Regions from separate parts of the Homo sapiens genome. Here region 2 is linked to region 1. Evidence: chromatin contacts called from ENCODE Hi-C or POLR2A ChIA-PET data. All regions are on one chromosome and are shown on one strand. The core of a region is the stretch at or near the end of the contact, and the rest is flanking DNA. Distances in the headings are between cores, read along the strand shown. Region 1 holds the start of NSMCE1 (NSE1 component of SMC5/6 complex). Region 2 has its middle 47 kb from the start of C16orf82.

Evidence for each region. Hi-C counts contacts between places; a loop is a spot of excess contacts on that map. ChIA-PET counts read pairs that join two places held with the same protein, here RNA polymerase II (POLR2A). Pooled maps may share reads with other maps.
Region 2: a pooled map shows a loop between it and region 1 (3-fold over the local background). The contact joins the enhancer-like site here to the promoter of NSMCE1 in region 1. A Hi-C loop is called at or near these places in 1 of 50 pooled maps. POLR2A ChIA-PET finds 5 or more read pairs at or near these places in 3 of 52 experiments (A673, activated CD4-positive, alpha-beta T cell and activated T-cell).

The regions. Positions count from the first base shown.
Region 1 is chr16:27,266,159-27,271,516 of GRCh38, reverse strand. It overlaps NSMCE1 (NSE1 component of SMC5/6 complex), which reads left to right and starts at 2,745. Exons shown (of 8, transcript NM_145080.4): 1 at 2,745-2,811. NSMCE1-DT (NSMCE1 divergent transcript) reads right to left here and starts at 3,312. Exons shown (of 5, transcript NR_037184.1): 1 at 3,273-3,312. RefSeq lists a silencer at 2,772-2,851.
Region 2 is chr16:27,111,667-27,117,024 of GRCh38, reverse strand. No RefSeq gene overlaps it. Among named protein-coding and RNA genes, the nearest start is that of C16orf82, 47 kb to the right of the region's middle. RefSeq lists an enhancer at 3,643-3,832. Within about 2 kb of position 3,369, at least 3 of the 41 ENCODE cell types and tissues checked have a DNase peak (open chromatin) inside an H3K27ac peak, as active enhancers do.

The DNA of each region.
Region 1 (5,358 bases), core at 1,496-3,995:
CATGTTGGCCATGGCTGATCTCAAACTTCTGAGCTCAAGCCATCCTCCCAGCTGGGCCTCCCAAAGTGTTGGAATTACAGGAATGAGCCATCATGCCCAGTCAAAGATTGAAAACCCCAACTTTAAATATTGATAATGAATAGAAAATTTCACAAAACCATGTAGGGCAAACAAAACACAAATATTACTCCTTAGGGCTTTATTTCCCCTCTTATTTGACTACCTATTAGGCAGTTTATAAAGAACTTATTAGTGGTGTTAGTTCACACTTATTGAGGGCTTACAATGTGCCAGAGACACTCTTCTAAGTAGTTTACGTTTACTCTTCCTTTAATCTTCAGAATAACATTATCAACAAAGTGTTATTATTAAACCTGCTTTATAGATGAGCAAACTGAAGCTGAAAACTTGAGCTCAGTCATCCCTTAGTATCTGTGAGGGATTGGTACCTTAGTCCCCATGGATACCAAAATTCTCGATGCTCAAGTCCCTTATGTAAAATCAAAACCACCTTTGTAAAAAGCATAACTGAGAAAATTATGATAGTGAAAGAGATCTGGCCTGACTCCATCTTGCTTCTAACTTCCAAGCTGTCCTTGATCATTCCTGGACATAGGTGGAATTAATGTTGGAAAGAACTTAGTTTATAGTTTAACTTTGAAACAAAGGCAATAATAGCCCTTTCCCAAAACAAATCCCCTCCTTGCCTAGGAACGGGTCTGCCTTTGTAGACTAACAAATTAGCTAAAAGATTAGAAATTATGGTTTAGGAGGTCACGCAAGCTGGAGGCTACAAGATTCTGACCCTCCCCAGATTGCTTCCGGGAGTAACATCACTGTTCTAAAACCTAAAATCAGTGCTTGAGATATTTTGCAGAACCCGTGTTCTAATGCACCAGCTGACGCCACCCAGCCCTGTAATCTGGCTAATCTGGTCCTATGGTCCTAACCCAGGATCTGACTCAGTGCAAGAGGACAGCTTTGACTCCTTTCCTCTCTGATCCAACCTATCAACACTCTCTAATCCCCAGCACCTCCAGCCACCAAATTATCCTTGAAAACCCTGAATTTCCAGGGAGACTGATTTGAGTAATAATAAAACTGTGGTCTCCTGTTCAGCCAGCTCTGTGTGAATTAAACTTTCTCTATTGCAATTCCCCTGTCTTGATAAATTGGTTCTGTCTAGGAAGCAGGCAAGGAGAACCATTGGGTGCTTACAAAATGCGAGAATACTTGCATTTAACCTACACAAATCCTCCAGTATATTGAAAATCATCTTTAAATTACTTACAATACTTAATACAATGTAAATGCTATATAAGTAATTGCTATGCTGTATTGCTTTCGGAATCTGTATTATTTTTATTGTTGAACTGTTATTTTTTACTGTTTTCCCCCACAAATATTAACCACCCACAGTTGCTTCAATCCGTAGATGGGGAACCTGTAAACATGGACAGCTGACTGTACTTTGTCCTATGTCTCAGAGACACTGAGTTTAAGGCCCAGGATTCCATGTTGACCATCCAGCTCCAAAGCTGAAGCTTTTAATCACCACACACCACTGCTTTCCCACTTAGCAGATGAAACTGAAGCCCAGAGAGGTTAAGAGGTTGTCCAAGATCACAGGGGTGGTGAGTGACCAAGCCTGGATTTGATCTATCCTCACAGAGACAGATATTTGCAGGTACTGCTGTTCTATATTAGTTACCTGTTTCCCTTGCTAGGCTGCATCCCTAGCTCTCAGACCAGGGATAGAATTCAAACGTTTGGAAAATTAACGCCTTGAAGACTCAAAGCAGTCCATTCACTTCCACGAGTAATTTCACTTGCTTTCTCACAATCCCTAGGTAAGATAACAGTTAACATATAATCAGCACTCCCATGTGACACTTTTCAATGGCCATGCTAAGCACCTGATATAGGTGTTATTATCTCTTGTAAATCTCACCAACACTATTTTGCAAGAACTAATATCCTCATTTAATGGAAGAGGAAACTGAGGCTCAGTGACTTGCCCAAGCGCCTGCCAACTAGTAAGTGGCAGAGCCAGGATTCTAGATCAGGCTCTATGACCACAGAGTCCACATTTTTCTTTTCTTTTTTTTTGAGCTCTGTCACCCAGGCTCGAGTGCTGTGGTACGATCTGGCTCACTGCAACCTCTGCCTCTCGGGTTCAAGTGATTCTCCTGCCTCAGCCTCCCGGGTAGCTGGGATTACAGGCACACACCACCACGCCCGGCTACTTTTTGTATTTTTAGTAGGGACGGGGGTTTCACCATGTTGGCCAAGCTGGTCTCGAACTCCTGACCTCAAGTGATCGGCCCGCCTTGGTCTCCCAAAGTGCTGGGATTACTTACAGGCGTGAGCCACCGCGACCGGACCAGAGTCCACATTTTTGACGTCGAGGCCACACTCAGTTCCACAGATGGGGAAACTGAGGCCCGGGGCAGGGCACTACATTGTGCCAGCGGAATGGTGGCCATTGAGGGAAGCCCAGGCTGCACGCCAATTCTTCCTCCTTGGTCAGGGAAGTCACTGAGGTGCAGGAGGCGGAGGGCGACAAGTGGAAGCCCCTTCCCATTATTAAGGATCGAGAGCGGGCGTAATTTGGGATCTAACCCACGAGGCGGAACCACCAGGGCAATGGCGCAAACGGAGAACCGGAAGTGCGTCACTCAACGGACGGGCGAATAAGCCGCAGGCCACCAATGGGAACGCCGCGTTCGCGTTCGCCCCGCCTCAAAGGAAGAAGAGTCCACCTTGCGACCGTATCCGCTAGCGCGGCCTGGGATGCGCTTGGGCTCCCTGGTGGGTAACGTGGGGAGCTAGGGGTTGGAGGGGAAAGAAGAGGGACTTCAAGGAAGGCGAGGGGAGGACGGAAGGTGGGGTGGGCGAGACAGGCAGTGGGGTCCGGCCCCGGGGTCGGTCCCCGTGGGCTGTGGAACTCGGGGACTGGGGTCTTGGGGTTTCCCCCTTCTTGATGGGGAAACTGAGGCCCAGACAGGGGCCGCAGAAAACAGCGGACTGGGATGTCCTCCCGCAACACACACGCAGACATCTAAAAATCTTACTATTTAGTGAAAAATATTTTTAATCGTAATTACGATTTAACAGGTAAAGATACTTTTCATTGTAACAGGTGAAAAAGCAAAATATAAAATTCGATTCAAACTGTGATTACATCTATGGAAAATACAGCCTTTGCCGACCACCCTCTTTGTCCCGCCGCCCTCCGTGCTCCCCTCTGTTTTGTGTACGGAGTTTCTTACTTTGTACAAGTCCGCAGCCGCTTATGTTACAGCCCCGAGGCCAGATGCGTTTAAAATCGAGGAGTTCTCGGAGTTTGGAAAGGTAAAGTCCCTATGTTCTATGTTAGGTTTCACCCTCAGAGGGGGCTGGAGCAGCGGCTTGTAATCAAATACACGACCCTTTCCACAGCTAAAGTTATGAAGATACGCATATATTACATTGACCTGGTCGCGGTGGCCCACGGCTATAATTCCAGCACTTTGGGAAGCTGAGGGGGGCGGATCACCTGAGGTTCGGAGTTCGAAACCAGCCTGGCTAATATGGTGAAACCCTGTCTCTACTAAAAATACAAAAAATTAGCCGGGCGTGGTGGTGCGTGCCTGTAATCCCAGCTACTCGGGAGGCTGAGACGGAAGGCTGAGGCAGGAGAATCGCTTGAACCCGGGAGGCGGAGGTTGCAGTGAATCAAGATCGTGCCACTTCACTCCAGCTTGGGCAACAAGAGCGAAACTCCGTCTCAAAAAAAAAAATGCATATATTTACACTGTTGGGATAAATAACCATAAATAGCCTCACCTTAAGTCAGGTCAAGTTTTCCAACTTAAACAAGTTTTGGTATTCAGACTTTTTTTTTTTTTTCCCCTGCATCCGATCATCCACTAGTATTCATACCTTTTTAGATTTGAGGGTTGCAGATGAGGGACCTGGATTGTAGTTGTTCTGTTCACTCACTTTTCTCACTCTCGCTGGATAGAGAGTGTCCTTGAAAACAGGAACTGTGCTGTTGTATGGTCACGTCTATCTCTGCCACCAACTCTTGTGTGTCACCTTGTGCCCTCTTAGTCTCAGTTTCCTCATCTGTAAGATGGGGTCAGTGACCCTTTGCTCATAAGGTTGTTCTGGTTTGGGTTAAATGAGGTCGGGCATGTGAAGCACTAGAATTGTGTTAGCACCCGCACGAATGGTATGACTGAGATTTACTTATTCCACAAACATTTCTATTTTAAAATTATTAAATTTAAATAAATTGATTTAATTAATGCATTTAATTAATTTAATAATAAATTTAAACGTATAGATGTATTTCTTAAAATGTGGGTGATAGGAATTTTAAAGATTTATATAATGCTTCAAAAGCCTTCGAAAAGGTTTTTTTAATTGGTTTATCTGTATATATGAACTCTTGAAACTTATGGCTAAAACACTAGGATTTATCTGCAAGGTTGCAGAGAGATAATTCTGCCTTAAATTGGCTAAAACAAAAACAAAACCAGCCAACCTATATTATACATGGGATTAAAACCAATTTTTCTCCCATTTTTTTTCTCCTTTTTTCTTTTGCTGCCCACATTATGCCTTATTTTATGAGCCCCAGTTTTCTGGGCTTAGTTAAAAAAAATTCAGTTCTAAACATTGAATTTAGGGAGTTTTTGTTCTTGAATAAAAAGGCATATACTTAGAAAAAAAATCTGTTTATCCGGGAAAATATATTGAAATCATGCTGCTGAGCCTCTATTTTCTTTGATGTTTTGGTTCTGTATTATTTTATCATAACTTTTTAGCATTTAAAAATTTACTGATGTACATTTAAAGCCAATAAACTGTTTTAATTAATTTTTTTAAAAAAAGTAATTTTTTTTTTCTTTTTGTGACAGAGTCTCGCCCTGTCGCCCAGGCTAGAGTGCAGTGACGCGATCTTGGCTCACTGCAACCTCCACCTCCTGGGTTCAAGCGATTCTCCTGCCTTAGCCTTCTGAGTAGCTGGGATTACAGGCGTGCACCACCACGCCTGGCTGATTTTTGTATAAAATAAAATTATTTAAGTAGGTAATACATGTCTATGCTAATCCCACCATTCTCCCTACAGTCTCTTCTCATAGAGACAAGGGACATAATATGCATAAACAAGCTTATGGTTGTCTTTCTTCCACTCCTACTTTTCCCACTCCTTTTCCACCAAATTATAGCATTCAATCCTATCCTGTTCTCATTCTCATTTACATTTATTTTGGCTGTTATTTAACATATTCACATTATTTTGTTGTTGTTGTTGTTGTTGAGAGTGGATCTTGCTATGTTGCCCAGGCTGGTCTTAAACTCCTGGCC
Region 2 (5,358 bases), core at 2,120-4,619, 160 kb after region 1:
TGGGAAGGCTAATGAGTACAAAAATAGTTAGAAAGAATGAATAAGGGCCAGGTGCAGTGGCTCATGGCTGTAATCCCAGCACTTTGGGAGGCCAAGGCGGGTGGATCACTTGAGGTCAGGAATTCAAGACCAGCCTTGCCAACATAGTGAAACCCCATCTCCACTAAAAATACAAAAATTAGCCAGGTGTGGTGGTGGGTGCCTGTAGCTCCAGCTACTCAGGAGGCTGATGCAGGAGAATCACTTGAACCTGGGAGGAGGAGGTTGTAGTGAGCTGAGGTCATGCCACTGCATTCCAGCCTGGGCAACAGAGCGAGACTTCATCTCAAAAAAAAAAAAAAAAAAAAAAAAAAAGGAGAATTAGACCTAGTATTTGATAGATTTGATAGCACAACAGTGTGACTATGGTCAATAATAATTTAATTACACATTTATAAATAACTAAAAGAGTGTAATTGGCTTGTTTGTAACACAAAGGATAAATGCTTCCAATGATGGATCCCCCGTTTACCTTGATAGGATTATTATGCATTGCCTGCCTGTATCAAAATCTCTCATGTACCCCATAAATATATACACTACTATGTACCCACAAAAGTTGAAAAATTAAAGGAAGAATAGAGTCTAGGACCTCCCATGTCTCTCTTGCTCCCTCTCATCATGTGACACGTTGGCTCCTCTTCCTCTCTGCCATGATTAAAAGCTTCCTGAGGCCTCACCAGAAACTGAGCAGATGCTGGCACCATGCTTGCACAGCCTGCAGAACCTTGAGCCAAATAAACCTCCTTTCTTTTAATAAATTACCCAGCCTCAGGTATTCCTTTACAGCAATGCAAAATGGACTAACAAAGTTCATAACCATGTTTAATTTGTGTCCATTCTTCCAATCAATTTAGGTTTCCTTACATTCCTTGGGGTTACCCCTAAGTTCGGCAGGGGCGGAGGTCAGGGTGTTGGGGAGGGGACATCCATGATTTTCTGAGATTCTCAGCCAGTCTTTGACGTCAGGCCATGCGTGCTGCTGTGGCGCTGTGTATAACTGCATCCAAGTCTGAGGGATGCTCCTTGCTGCCCTCGAATGCCAACTCCTGGGTGCATTGAGATCAGGTGGGTGCCCATGCTAAGTTCAATGAGATGCACTGGGAAGTTACTGAGCTTTTCTTTCCTTTTCTTTTTCTTTTCTTCCTTTTTTTTTTTCTTGTTTTTTTTGAGGCGGAGTCTCACTCTATCGCCTAGGCTGGAGTGCAGTGGCATCATCTCGGCTCACTGCAACCTCCACCTCCCAGGTTCAAGTGATTCTCCTGCCGCAGCCTCCTGAATAGCCGGGATTACAGGGATGCGCCACCATGCCCAGCTAATTTTTGTCTTTTTAGTGGAGAGGGGGTTTCACCACATTAGCCAGGCTGGTCTCAAACTCCTGACCTCAGGTGATCCACCTGCCTCAGCCTCCCAAAATGTTGGGATTACAGGCATGAACCACCACGCCCAGACAATTACTGAATTTTTCTGAACCCTCCTGAGTCCTTCACCACGTCCACATTGCTCTTACACGCCTGGGACTCCTGCACTGCTCCACACCAGCTTGTGCATGGAGAGCTCTGGAAGCCTCTCCCAGCTACATTAGTCTAGGCACCGCCCCTACCTTCACAGGTCCACCTTCCTCTCCTGATTGGGCTTCAGCCTGGGTGGGGAAGACCCGGGACCCTTTCCCAGGGACCCTTCAGCATCTCATTCTCTTTGCTGCTCTTCAAATCCCTGGCATGGGGCAGGGCAGTGCTGGCTGCCTTACGTGCCTGGGTCTCATTGCTCCTTTCCACGACCCCAGTATGTTGGGTTCCATTTGGGTTTCCTTTTTAATAGATGGCGGAACTGAGGGCCAGAGAGGCAATGGGCATAGCAGAGCCAGGAGTGAAACCCAGGTGTGTCTGAGCCCTGTGCCAAAGCTCTTTCATCAGCACCCAGCTACTTCTCAGGAAGCACAACTGGGGATGTTACTGAAGTGCGAGAATTTGTGGACCCTGAGAGGTGATGTGGAGAGATTTGAGGCAAGAAAGGCCTGATCATAACCTGGAAAAGAGACCCCAGGGCACCCTCTGCCTTCAGGGGTTCCAGAGTGAGTGTCCTCACTCTCTCCAGAGTGAACATAAAGCTTTTTTTAATTCCACAAATATTTATCAAGACCCCTTATGTTCACTACTGCCAGGACTACAGCAGTGAACAAAAAGACTAGTGGAAAAAAAGACTGCCCTTGTGTAAGTAACTCTTTTTTTTTCAAAAGACAAGATCTCACTCTGTTACCCAGGCTGGGAATACAGTGGTGAGATCATAGCTCACTGTAGCCTCCAGCTCCTGGGCTCAAACAATCCTCCCACCTCAACCTCCCATGCAGCTGGGACTACAGGCACACACCACCATGCCTGGCTAATCTTTTTTTTTTTTTTTTGTATTGTTGTAGAGATGGGGTTGTGCTATATTGCCCAGACTGGTCTCAAACTCCTGGGCTCAAGCAATCCTTCTGCCTAAGCCTCCCGAAGCACTGGGATTATAGATGTGAGCCACCATGATGCTTGGCCAGAATCAACATTGCTATAGGTATAAACAGAAACAAACCCACAAAGAACTGAAGAGGTTAATTCTGGATTGGTTATCAGTCAAGTGAAGGATATGGATGAGTGTGTGTGACAGGTGGTCAGGGAAAGCCTCCCTGAAGAGTGACATTTGGGCTGAGACCAGCTGCATAAAGATCTGGGAACAGTGTCCCAAGGTAGATGGAACAGAAAATATGTGGCACTAACGAGGCCACAGGCTTGGTGCAGCTGAGGGACAGAAAGGAGCCAGGTATGGCCAGAGCATAGCAAAGGAGCTGGAAGAGTTGTGTGAGGGGGTTGGGAGCTGGGCAGGGGCTAGAGCATGAGGGTCTTATTGCCAGTTACCGTGCAGGCAGGATACAGACAGCACACTCAAGGGGTGGGGTCATTGGTGAAAGTTTAGTGAAAGAATGAAAGGACTCTTTTTGTTTTTTTTGAGACAGGGTCTCACTCTGTTGCCCAGGCTGGAGTGCAGTGGTGCGATCACGGCTCACTGCAGCCTCGACCTCCTAGGCTCAGGTGATCCTCTTGCCTCAGCCTCCCTCTTTATGGAGGTGTGGATCAGGTTGAGAGAAACTGAAAAGAGGTAACAAAGGACTTTGGGACCAGCAGCAGTGGGGCACTTGTTACCATCTTCAGTCCTAAATGGGCCAGGAAGGCCCTGTTAGTTAGGGGAACCCAGCCAGAGCGGTAGCTGTAGGAGGTGGCCCACAGCTCTCACCCAAGGGACCCAGCTGCTGTCACCCATGGCCAAGCAGAGAGGAAGCCGGGGAGTAATACCCCACCTCTCTCTCCTCCTGCTCGCTGACCTCCTGCTTCACCTCTTACTCCTATTGGTTGAAGTCAATCAGGAGCCAGATGGCAGAGAGCAAAGGTTGATGCAGCCTCTGCAGGTCAGCCTCCAGACACAGGTCAGGTCTGAGTACTGGGCCGGGTGCAGAAGGCTGGAGAGGAAGCCCGAGGACAAACGGAAACTGCAGCACAGTCAGAACAGGCAGCGTGCATTTTATTCTGAGGTCAATGAGAAGCCATGGCTGGGTTTAAGCCGGGGTGGGATCTGATCTGGATTGTCTTACCCTCTCAGGCTGCTGTCTGGAGGGTGGGGAGGTGCGTGGCAGTGGAGGCTGCCGGAGCTATTCGGGTTGGTGGTGATGGGAGCTTGGGCCCGGAGGAAGCAGCAAGGCTGGAGAAGAGAGCAGGGCCTTGTGTTGATATCTGAGGTGAAACTGACAGGTGGTGGTGGATTGGGTGCAAGGGAGTCAGGTCATGTGATAAAGAAGCACGAGGGACCAGGCGCAGTGGATCTCTCCTGTAATCCCAGCACTTTGGGAGGCGGAGGCAGGTGGATCACCTGAGGTCAGGAGTTCGAGACCAGCCTGGCCAACACGGTGAAACCCTATCTCTGCTAAAAATACAAAAATTAGCCGGGCATGGTGGCAAGTGCCTGTAATCCGAGGTACTTGGGAGGCGGAGGCAGGAGAATCACTTGAACCCGGGAGGCAGAGGTTGTAGTGAGCCAAGATTGCACCACTGCACTCCAGCCTGGGCGACAAGAGCAAAACTCCCTCTCAAAAAAAGAAAAAAAAAAAAAAAGATGCACACACAAAAAAGGAAGAAAAATAATGGATGGCTTAATCTCAGCCTCTCTTGAAGCTCAGGAAGCTCACAGCAAAGTGCATATGACTTTACCCTCTGGATTTGCTCCCTTTGCCTACCCTCACCACTTCACAGGGAAAGGGGGCTTAGATGAAGTCCTTAGGAGAACCTATGTGGCAGATGTCCTCCTTACAGCTGAAGGAGTCTGGCATCAGAGAAGTTAAGCCATCTGCCCAAGGTCACACAGCACATCTGTGCACGTGAGGATTTGGACCTGGGTCTGTCTGATTCAAGGAAGCCCTGTGTAGGACTCAGGTGAGATATCTTGCATTAGACATCAGCCTGGAACTGGAGCTTTACTGCCCCAGGAGCTCTGCTCTAGAGACGGGATGTAAGTGCACCATCACGTGCACATCATTTGGGACTAGCTGGAGGAAATACATGAGCATTTGTGGCATGCAAGAAAGTGAGCAGAGCAGGAGCCTAGCAGACTTTTCTTTCTTTTTTTTACTGTTAAAGAATTGGGGGACAAGGAAGGGGACTAACATTTATGACATTCATTCATTCATTCATTCATTCATCCATCCATCCTTTGGTTCAATGATCCAGGTTTCTTGCTGGGCAGGCAAGTTACTTGCATTGTCTCATTCAATCCCCCAAATGAACAATCCAGCCAAGGCAGGAACCCCGCTTCATCCCTGTTTTGCAGGCCTGAGGAAATGGAGGCTCTGTGAGGGGAAGTGACTTGCTCAAGGTAACAGACCCACCCCCTCTCTCTTCCCTAAAACATTTTCCCCTCAGCGTAGCATCCACCCGGCAGCAGACTGTAGAGGGCAGGGGGTGCTGAAACCAGGCTGTCTGTTTAAATCTTGGTTCCCCTTTAATAGAGCTGTGACCTTGATTTCCACATTTGTAGAATGGGTTAGAAATGGTATCTACATCAAAGGCCTGCTGTGGAGATTGATGGAGATAAGGGATACAAATGCCTGCAGAGCAAGGGCTCAGAGTACTTTGGCTATCACTGTGATCTCCCTTCCCGAAATCGGTGTCAAGTTCAAGCTCCTTGAGGGAGGCTTCTCAGCCATCTCTGGGCTCTGTTAACTCACAAGCACCAGATCAACTCTGCTGCCTTCCCTGAGATGCTGCAGGGCCAGGTCCTGCGGGTGGGGGCGCA